Linked DNA regions of Homo sapiens: region 1 is linked to region 2. Evidence: chromatin contacts called from ENCODE Hi-C or POLR2A ChIA-PET data. All regions are on one chromosome and are shown on one strand. The core of a region is the stretch at or near the end of the contact, and the rest is flanking DNA. Distances in the headings are between cores, read along the strand shown. Region 1 holds the start of DCAF10 (DDB1 and CUL4 associated factor 10). Region 2 holds the start of DCAF12 (DDB1 and CUL4 associated factor 12).

What was found. Hi-C counts contacts between places; a loop is a spot of excess contacts on that map. ChIA-PET counts read pairs that join two places held with the same protein, here RNA polymerase II (POLR2A). Pooled maps may share reads with other maps.
Region 1: a map with no recorded cell type shows a loop between it and region 2 (10-fold over the local background). The contact joins the promoter of DCAF10 here to the promoter of DCAF12 in region 2. A Hi-C loop is called at or near these places in 1 of 37 single-sample maps with no recorded cell type and 4 of 50 pooled maps. POLR2A ChIA-PET finds 5 or more read pairs at or near these places in 1 of 52 experiments (Panc1).

Annotation. Positions count from the first base shown.
Region 1 is chr9:37,798,429-37,803,215 of GRCh38, forward strand. DCAF10 (DDB1 and CUL4 associated factor 10) reads left to right here and starts at 2,369. Exons shown (of 7, transcript NM_024345.5): 1 at 2,369-2,977. The coding sequence starts at 2,439. LOC105376037 (a long non-coding RNA gene) reads right to left here and starts at 2,463. Exons shown (of 3, transcript XR_929599.3): 1 at 2,239-2,463; 2 at 203-300. RefSeq lists enhancers at 1,898-2,499, 3,451-3,500 and silencers at 2,341-2,860, 3,081-3,140.
Region 2 is chr9:34,123,134-34,128,099 of GRCh38, forward strand. DCAF12 (DDB1 and CUL4 associated factor 12) reads right to left here and starts at 3,565. Exons shown (of 9, transcript NM_015397.4): 1 at 3,221-3,565; 2 at 1,890-2,144. The coding sequence starts at 3,298. RefSeq lists an enhancer at 3,114-3,815 and a silencer at 3,250-3,299.

The DNA.
Region 1 (4,787 bases), core at 1,119-3,618, 3.7 Mb after region 2:
AGGCTGAAGTGCAACAGGCTGAAGTGCAGGGTGATCACAGCTCACTGTAACCTTGAACTCCTGGGCTCAAGGGATCCTCCTGGCTCAGCCTTCCGAGCAGCTAGGACTACAAGCATGCATCACCACACCGGAATGATTTTGTTATTTTTCATAGAGAGACAGAGTTTCATGATGTTGCCCAGGCTGGTCTCAAACTCCTTACCCTCAAAAGATCTTCCTGCTGCTTGAGCTTGGGAGGTTGAGGCTGCAGTGAGCCATGACTGTATTACTGTACTCCATCCTGGTCAACAGAGTGAGACCCTGAAAAAAAAAAAAAAGATCCTCCTACCTTGGCCTCCCAAAGCACTGAGATTACAGGTGTGAGCCACTGTGTCTGGCCCTTGATTCTTTTTGTCAGTGCATAAGTCCTGGTTCAGGTATTGTGAAATCAAGTGATCATCCCACAGGAAACTGAAACTGAAATTGAGCAGCCATCATTCTGGTACCTCAAGGGACTCTGCAGGAAGACCCTAGGGGGACTCTGCCAAGAACAAGTCTAACCTGTTCTGAGTCTGTCTCTTTTTATGTATCTGTATCTCCTCCTACCATCAACTTTCTTTCTCACCGTCTATCCCAAGTCTGTTCTCTCATGGCTGCTGCTTTCTCATGATTTCTCTTACTCCTTTGGTTTGCTCAGGACTCCAGCGGCCTCACTCTGCCTTATGACTTTTCAATCCCAACCATCATGGCCAACTGCCTCACTTCTGATTTCCCAATTCAAATTCCCAAGAGCATGAGTCTGTATGGGCAAAGACTTTTGGTCTGGCAGCCTCATGGACCAGTGGCTAATCTATAGCCTGGTTACTCAAATAGTTGTCCTACCCCGGCTAGTAGGCAAGGAAAGCTAAGTAACAGCTACAAAATTCGACAGCCTAGGACTTCTAGGATGGGTTCAGTAGAATATACGTGCTGGCATACACATGAAGAGTGTGAATGCCAGGCAAGTAGGCTGCTACAGTAGATTGGACCCATCCAGGGGGTCTCCAGAGAAGTAGAACCAATAGGAGATATAGATATAAGAGAACATTTAATATGGGAATTGGTTCATATCATTGTAGAGGAGTCCCATGATCTGCAGTCTGCAAGCTGGAGAACCAGGAAATCTGGTGGTGTAATTCAGTCTGAGTCTGAAGGTGTGAGAATCAGAGGAGCTAATGGTATAACTCCCGGTCCAAGACTGAAGGCCTGAAAACTGACGATGAGTCCCCAAGTCCAAAGCCCGCAGAACCGAGTTTTGATGTCTAAGGGCAGGAGATGGATGTACCAACTTAAGAGAAAGTTAAATCACCCTTCTGCCTTTTTGTTCCTTTTCAGTCTTTAATGAATAGGATGATGCCTGTCCACAATGGTGAGGGCAGATCTTCTATTGATTCAAATGCTAATCTGTCCTGGAAACACCCTCACAGGCACACACAGAAATAATGGTTTTCCAGGCTATCTGGGCATCTGTTAGCCCAGTCAAGTTGACCCAGAAAAGTAACTATCACCTATTTGCCATCTTTCATTTAAGCCCAGATACACAGACTGGCTATCTCAGCCATTCCTTGGGTAGCACATCCAAACCTGTTTCCTCTCAGTCTCTCCTTTGCCTTGTGACAAATAGGTTTTGGAAGAAGCTGCCTGTGGTCACCCTGAACTTGTTGTGCCTTTAAGAGTTGGGCATGCTGGCCAGGCGCGGTGGCTCATGCCTGTAATCCCAGCACTTCGGGAGGCCGAGGCGGGTGGATCACGAGGTTCAAGACCAGCCAGGCCAAGATGGTGAAACCCTATCTCTACTAAAAAATACAAAAAATTAGCCGGGCGTGGTGGTGGGCGCCTGTAATCCCAGCTGCTCGGGAGGCTGGGGCAGAGAATTGCTTGAACCCGGGAGACGGAGGTTGCAGTGAGCCGAGATCGCGCCACTGCACTCCAGCCTGGGCGACAGCGCGAGACTCCATCTCGGAAAAAAAAAAAAAAAAAAAGAGTGGCATGTCACCTATTGTGTGTGGCCTGCACGTAATGCACTAATTCTTAATCCCTCGCTGATCCCAGTGTAAAGTGGAGACACCAGTACATACTCAGCCTCACAGGACTGACTGGTCAGGCCACTCATCCCCAGGCACGCGGCCACCGGTCACTGACAACTACAGACCGACTCTGCCACCCAGATCAGGTGCCCAGATGCTCAGTCGCTCACACAGGTAACTACTCGCTCCCTACCTCCGTTCCCGGGACTGCGGCGCCCCAAACCCGGCGGTGTCTCAGCTTTCCCGGTCCCCGGCGGACGGTGGCCGAGGGGCGGCGCGGGTTTCCAGCCGGTGGGGTTAGGCCGCTGCACGCCGGAAGTGGCAGCTGAACAGGGGCACTGAGGTGTCGGCCGGCGGGGCAGTGGCCCGGAGCGGGGGGCGGGGGCGTTGATCATGTTTCCCTTTGGGCCCCATAGCCCTGGAGGGGACGGATCGGCCGGAGCCGGGGCTGAGGAGCCGACGCCCCACGAGGGGCAGGCAGCAGCCACCGGGCCGCCCTCGCCACTACATCCCGGGGCTGATGCGACCCATCCCCCTCCACCCGCCCGAAGCCCTCGCCGCCCCGGCGCCCCATCGCTGTCCCCGGCCCCGCGCTCCGGAGAGCTAGGGCTGCCTGGAGCTCCGGAGTCCTCAACTGCCTCCGCCCCGGGAGAGCCGTCACCTCCCTCCCCTCCGTGCCGGCGGCCCGGGCCAGACTGCAGGGCCAAGAGCCGGGGCCGACACGGCCTCGGCGCGGGCCTGGGCGGCCCTGGCGCTAGGCTGTTCGGGTGGCTGAAAGAGCGCAGCCTGGGCCGCGGGCTGTTCGTGGACCCGGCGCGGGACAATTTTCGCACCATGACTAGCCTCTACGGTTCCATCCACCCCGCGGACTCGGTGTACCTCAGCACCCGCACCCACGGCGCCGTCTTCAACCTCGAGTACTCGCCCGACGGGTAAGCGCGGCCCCTCGGAGGGCGGGCGCCCGCCTCCGCCCGGCTCTGCTGCCAGCGGACGGCCGTCCTGGGCTCGCTCCCCGCGCCCGGGCCGAGGTTAGCGAGGCCGTTTGGGGCCGCTGGCCTTCGTGCCTCCTGGCACTTTCTGAAGCGCATTCTCGCCCTTGGAATCCCCAGCCCAGCTTTTTGAGGCAGGCAGGCGGGGCCCCACTTGCTCGCCTTCAGGACTTGGGCTCTGTGAAGGAGAAATGCCCGAAGCTACACAGCGGACCTGTCAGAGCCAGCCCACAACTAGGGCTTTCTGGTACACAGTAGGTGCTCAGTAAATACATTTTGAATAAATGCCCGCTTTCTCCCCATCATCCTAGGCTCGCGTTTTCCTACCTAAACCTGTGTCGGGGTAGGAAAGCTGTAGATTCCTTGCACTCTGTACCTGAACTTGCCATGATGGGGCAAGTGCGTTCCTTTGCTCAAGGAAGATACAGTACTAAGACACTGTAGAGACGTGGCTCTCATGATTTGGGTCATTTGTGAAGTCCCCAGGCTAGACTACAGCCTTTTTCTTGGCTGATTAAATATTTATTGTATGGCTTTGCTTTAAAGGGAACTTTCCAAAATCGTATCTATTTAAAACTTTGTCTTGTCAGTACACAAGTCCGCCATCAAAAGAAAAAATGTGCACAGTTCCACCATGAGGTGACATAGTTAATGTAATTCTTACCCCACCAAGCCTCTCGGTTGCTAGTTGTTTACTCAGTTGTTCATTCATTCATTCTCTCATTCGGCGTATATTTGTTGAGCACTTGCTATGTTCCAAATGCAGGAGTAACCATGCTGAGCAAAACCAGCTAATGGCACTGTTTTCATTGAGCCTGGGACTTAATGGTTCAACTAGATAGTAGATAGCCTTACTAAATAATGCATAAAATATATTTGTTAATTGAGATAAAGTCTTGAAGGAATCTGTTATGGACACTGTGTTCACGGATTCCCTGAGGAAGTGGCACCTAAATGAAAATAAAAATGAGTACGAAATAAATTAGTCAAGATAGGGTTGGGAAAGGGATAGAAGTATTTCAGATGGAGATGATTGGTATGTCAAAGGTCGTAGAAGGGCAGCATATCATGTTACAGGAGGTGAAAAAAAATAGGTTTACAAAGCAAAAAATTTTACTGAAGAAAGACCTGAAGTTGCTAAGGAAGGAGCAAAGGAATAGAAACAGGAGTTACTGTGAGCAAGTAGACTCTATTCCATTTCAATGATGGAAGCGCTTCCTAATCACACGTGGTGCTGGGGTCTCTGGGGTCTCAACAGCAATTGGTTGGAGCATGTAGCAGTGGATGCACACCTGAATAAGGTGGAAAACTGGTGAGAGGAGAAACTATTTTGCTGAAACTTATTCATGGAACCTCGCAGCCTCCTTCCTTCAGCCAAGCCCTATTCCTAAAGTTTCCCTCAAAACACGAACAGTCTGTCCTCAAATATTCAGTTTCTCTCTTCATATCCCGGCCCCTCTCCTCCCAACCTCCTACCGATACTTTCAGGAATTCAGAAGCAGCTATTTCTACTTTTTGGATGTGGGATTTTAGGTGGGAGTATAATGAGAAGAACAGATTTTAGAGCTGTTAGAATAAGGGATATATTGCTTAGTTTTTGTTTGAATCTAGAATGTATTTTCTCATAACAGTTTTGTAAAAGGTGGTTAGGAACTCTTGCACTTAATTCCATAATTTTAAATTACACAATTAACATATATGCTCATTGTGTAAAACCTAGGCAATAAATGAGCAAAAAATACCTAAACATTGC
Region 2 (4,966 bases), core at 2,315-4,814:
GATTGAATGACTACCCTAGTTTGATTGTTAGCCCACAGCACAGGGACATTCTACATCAAAACTTTCCTATTGAGAATACAACATAATCTCTCCCACCTCTGAAATCTTCACACATTATCCAAAGACAATTCCAATTTTTAAATAATTTTCCTCTCTTCAAATTGTGGGAAAAGGTTATGGAAATCATTTTTACCGCTACTAGTACTTTTAAATAAGTAAGATATTGCTCACTCAGAATATTTCCCAGATGCATGCAGACACCTTAGCACCAGATATTATCACTCCCATTTTGCAGATGCAAAAACAAAAGCACAAATAAGGGAATCATTTGCCCAATGTCACAAAGTTCAGAGAAGAGCACTATTCCTAGTTCCCTGCTTTGGTTCTGGAAGCTAAGCAAAAACAAACAAATACTAACTATAAAATGAAAACAGCTCCCCTTGCCCCAAACACTAGGTTATGAGGATTAGGAAGACAGAAAGAGGTAGGAATTAAGAGTAGGTTAAATTATTACTTATTATGCTCGCCTTCAAAATAGTGTCAATAAATTCAACAAGCAAGAGGCTATGATGATTAATTCAGTTTACAATTCAGTAATATTTGCTAGGCTAAACACTATGATGCACGTGCGGGGAGTGGAATGAACTCTTCCAAGCAGGAGACTCTTTTTCTACTCCAAGTGACAAGGATGACAGTTCTTAACCACGAGTGGGCAGCTGGAGAGACCAAGAAAAGGAAGTTCTGTGGAGGCCCGTTGCCACCACTTAGTTTTGAAAGGCTTCTGGGTAAGACAAGCGACTCCTCAACAGAAGAGGAAACGAAAGGTTGGCCCCAACCACCATGGTATTATTTCCTTCCTCAAAACTGTTTAAATTTTTGCCTATGTCCTTTATAAACAGACCAACCACCATGGTATTATTTCCTTCCTTAAAACTGTTTAAATTTTTGCCTATGTCCTTTATAAACAGACACTTCTCCTAGTACTTAAGACTTTCTTGATCTAGAGCAATCTTCTCTCTTTTAATGATCCAAAATGTGTTTCATTCCAGGGTCAATTTACTCACACATTATGACATTACTTGTCCATTCACACAGGGGAGGTGAAAACCGAGGGAGGGCTGGGCGTAATCATTTCCCACCCCTAGGCCCTAGGCCCTGCCTCTTTTCATTTGCCAGTCTTGTGACATCATGCTATTCGTGGACTCTATTCCAAACGTTTCTGCTCTTTGACTTATTTTATCCTGGCCTATAATTGGGTTGGTTACAAAGCTTACTGAGAAATTTTTCACTTCATTCATTTATAACTGTCTTTCTATTCACTCTTAAAAAGGCTACTTTCCAAAGAGCTAATGCTTATACCCTGAAATATACTACCAGACACACATTCCCTGCCTTCCTTATAGGAAACAGTTCATGTATTTCTCATATTTCAGTTTATACATTTTTAGATTCTGTTCACTAAAAAACAGCCAAGTGTGCTATTTTAAATACTTCGACATACGTTCTTAGGCTGTTTTCACTATTATGTATCCTGAATGATGCTCTAAGCATCATTATTTCTTAAATCTTTCCTTTGAGGCCTATGACTTAAAAACCAGCATAAAAATATGAGGCAAAAACAAACAAACAAACAAACAACCCTCTAGAAGCAGCACATCCAGAGAGGGCCTGAAGAAATACACTCCTTTGAGGACTTATCAGAAAAGAAATGTATGAGTGAAAAAAGGAACACGAAAAGAGGAAGAAGTCACCAACGGGAAAGAATGGAAAGGAGAGTAAGGCAAGTCCCTCCTAAAAGAAACAGACGGGAAAACTAGCAGAGGTTCTAGAGCAAGTGGAGCAATATATCCACGACCTAGGAGAGAGGTCACATCCCCCCAGGCACTTACCGTGTTGCATTTTGTGCCACACACCACTTGCCTATGATTCAACCACTGAGATGCAAACACTTTATTAAGGGTCCCAAGGTGAAACTCTCTCTCCTTCAGGAGACTGGGAAGTTGCTGTGCTGCATAACCATGCAACACTCGAGAGTAGCTGGTTTCATTCTGTAGCCTGACTTCCCGGTTCTTCAAGTAGTATACTAAGGATCTCTTCACAGGAGGAAGTCTTTTCCTTTTGTGAAGCGAGTGATCCCAGCCAAACTGTGGAAACAACATTAGAAATCAGGGCTTTGGCTACTCTTCTTCAGAACAGATCCTACTGTATTACAGAAATCACCAACTCATAACTCATACTGCAGAATTTACAAACAACACAAATACAAACACAAGAGAACAAGAATCTCAATCCAGAAAGTCGTTTAACTCTTCCAACATTAAAAAGATGTTGCTCACAGTCAAACTTACCAATGTGAATTACAAGGGCTGAAAGTCAAGGGAATGAATGCAGAATAGAACAGACTAAAAGGTTTACTAGACATTTTAGGAGTGAAAGATTGAAGGAAATGAGAGGTAGAGTGATTCCCATACCGACATGGGCTGCATCTCTACCCAGCCCCCTTCTCCCTCTCAGTCTGTACTCCCACTGGAGCACGGAAGATACAGTCCAAGGAGCCAGACCTGGCTCCCAGGTCTTCCAGGGATGCATCATCAATGACCGTTCCTCTGTCATCATGCCCGCGCTCCAGGCAGTTGCAGAATTCGAAAAATCAACCGCCAACGGGGTAGTAGGCCCCCGGGAAATCAGAGGCCATATCTATGTCCAAGAAGGCCTTCCCCTCCAAAGGGGGCGGCATAGAGATGATACCTGGGAACTGTTGTTTCTTTTGGGGTCCAAACGCCGAAAGGCCCAGCTCAGGGTTGGGTATACATATAGGGAGACTACTTCCTTCTTCCAGGAGGGACGCAATCATCCCAGCTTCCTAGGGCCCATGGAAGGTAGAGTTCACTCTACCAGAGTTTGTTTCCGATTCCCTTAACTTCGGTTTCCCCTTCCTCCAAAGCCAAGATTCTGGTTTCTTTTCAAGCCCTATCCACGAATGCAGGCCTCCCGCGGATTATGTCCCATTCCTGAGTTCCCCTTTGGCTCCTCACCGCCCTGGCCTATCTGCCCTCCAGTTAACGAGGGTCCAGTCCTGACCCTATAGGCCCTGAACCCATTCCTGTTTTGCCTCTGACTGCAGACCCTGGACCCCGATTCCCGTCGCAGGATCTGCGGACCCTAAGCCCATCTTGGTTCCTCAGCCTCACCACCCAGGTGCCGGCCTCTCAACCCTCACCTGCGGGCCCTGAGCGTCGCTCCCAGCTCCCGGCGAGGCGGGCGCTTTCCGCTTCCTGCTAACTACTTTCCGGGCCATAGTGGGCAGCGCCGCCGCGGCCCCGCAGCCACATGGGGCGGGGGAAGCGAAGGATAGCAGGACGGCGGGTCATATACTGGGCCCCGGGGCCGCGCACCTTAGTGCGCCCGGCCCGGAAAATGGCCCGGACCCGGAGCGGCAGCAGAAAAAAGATAGGCGGAAAGAAAGGAAAGAGAGAGGAAGGACTTGAGCCGGGAAAGGGAAGGGGAAGCGAGAATGAGCGGCTTTCCGACGGCAGAGCCTGCAAGGACGGCGAGCGGCTAGAACCAAAACACCCCCTCCCCCTTGCTCGCGCGCCGTCACCCTTGCGCAGCCGCACTTCGGATAGCGTCGCCACGGAAACACCGCCGGAACGAGATGGGCGGGATCTAGGGGTTGGAAGATAGTTCTCTGGTGTTTCCCGGCCGCCGCCAGGCCATTTTCAACGGTTGTTTGGCTACTGCTGGATGGAAGTGGACGAGCTGGGGCCAAGGGAATCTGGCTTCTGGCCGCCGACCTCCGACCCCAGCCCGCCTATCCGCAGGCACCCGGAAGTGAGGACCACCAGTGCTGCTGGGGGAAGGAATCCTCCCTAGTGCAGGCCTTAACCCGGTTACCTCCCATCTGGCACCAAACGTTTCCCTGAATCTGTCACAAACCGTGCCCTGGCTCCAAGGGCTGGACAGGGGGGTGGGGGGGTGGGGGGCAGGAACCGCTCCCACCCTCGAGGTGAAGTCCAGTCAGGAAGTCAGGGCAGTGTGGCCAGACTTTCCCACCACTGAGAACCTGCCCAGCACAACCAACCCAGGCCGCCCTACGAGTCTCTGGCTACCCTCTTCCCACCGCTGGGTAGCCCTGAGGCTCCATTCTCCGCTCTGTCTCCTCCTGATCCTTTCTCCTGTCCGAAATGCTTCAGCCCCTCAGTCAGTTTCAGCTCCTCAGTCACCTTCCCCTTACGGTGCAACTTCACCATTCCCTTTAGATTTCCATGACCTGCCATCTAAACCACATGGTCTTTTGTGCTTTATGAAGTAGTCATCACGCTGTAAACTTATCTGTAGCTGCCTGCCTCACTCTTGGATTCAGGTTGCGTCTCCATTAGGGCAGGTCGGGAATTCTGAACTACAGGAAAGAGAGTGGTCATTTTTGGCTTGCCAGTCCAGTTAGAGCTGGCATTGGCCTCCAAACAAGGGGGCTTCATCAGGATCACCCTTGCCAACATTTTTGGAAGATCCTGAAGGAATATGACTGCCAGCCTTCGCTTTCCTCAAGCAAACAAACCCTCTGAGGAAGCAGGATGCTCTTGCTTGGGGCTGATTGGCCTCAGGCTGTGGTGCCCAGTTACCTGCTGGTCACTTCAGGCTTCAGGCCTCAGGCCTCATACCTCCAAGGAGCTCTGTTGGACCATCTCAAGTTCTGTCAACAAGGAGATTTGGATTTGTTTTCCAAGCCGAATCAAAGACCAGATTGAAGCAGGGTCTCCTGCCATCCCAAGTCGGCACTACCACTAACCCCTAATGTCTTGCGAAAGGCAGCTCCATCTTATTTGGTCAGGCCTGTCCCTTTAGAGATATGCACATAGTGAGTGGGTCAGGAGTGGGTCAGCTTTCTTTTTTGAGTCTGTTCTAATTCTGTCTTGCCCCGCAATGCTCTGGATGACCCAAGAGCCCCTGGGCAAGAGTCTGGAAT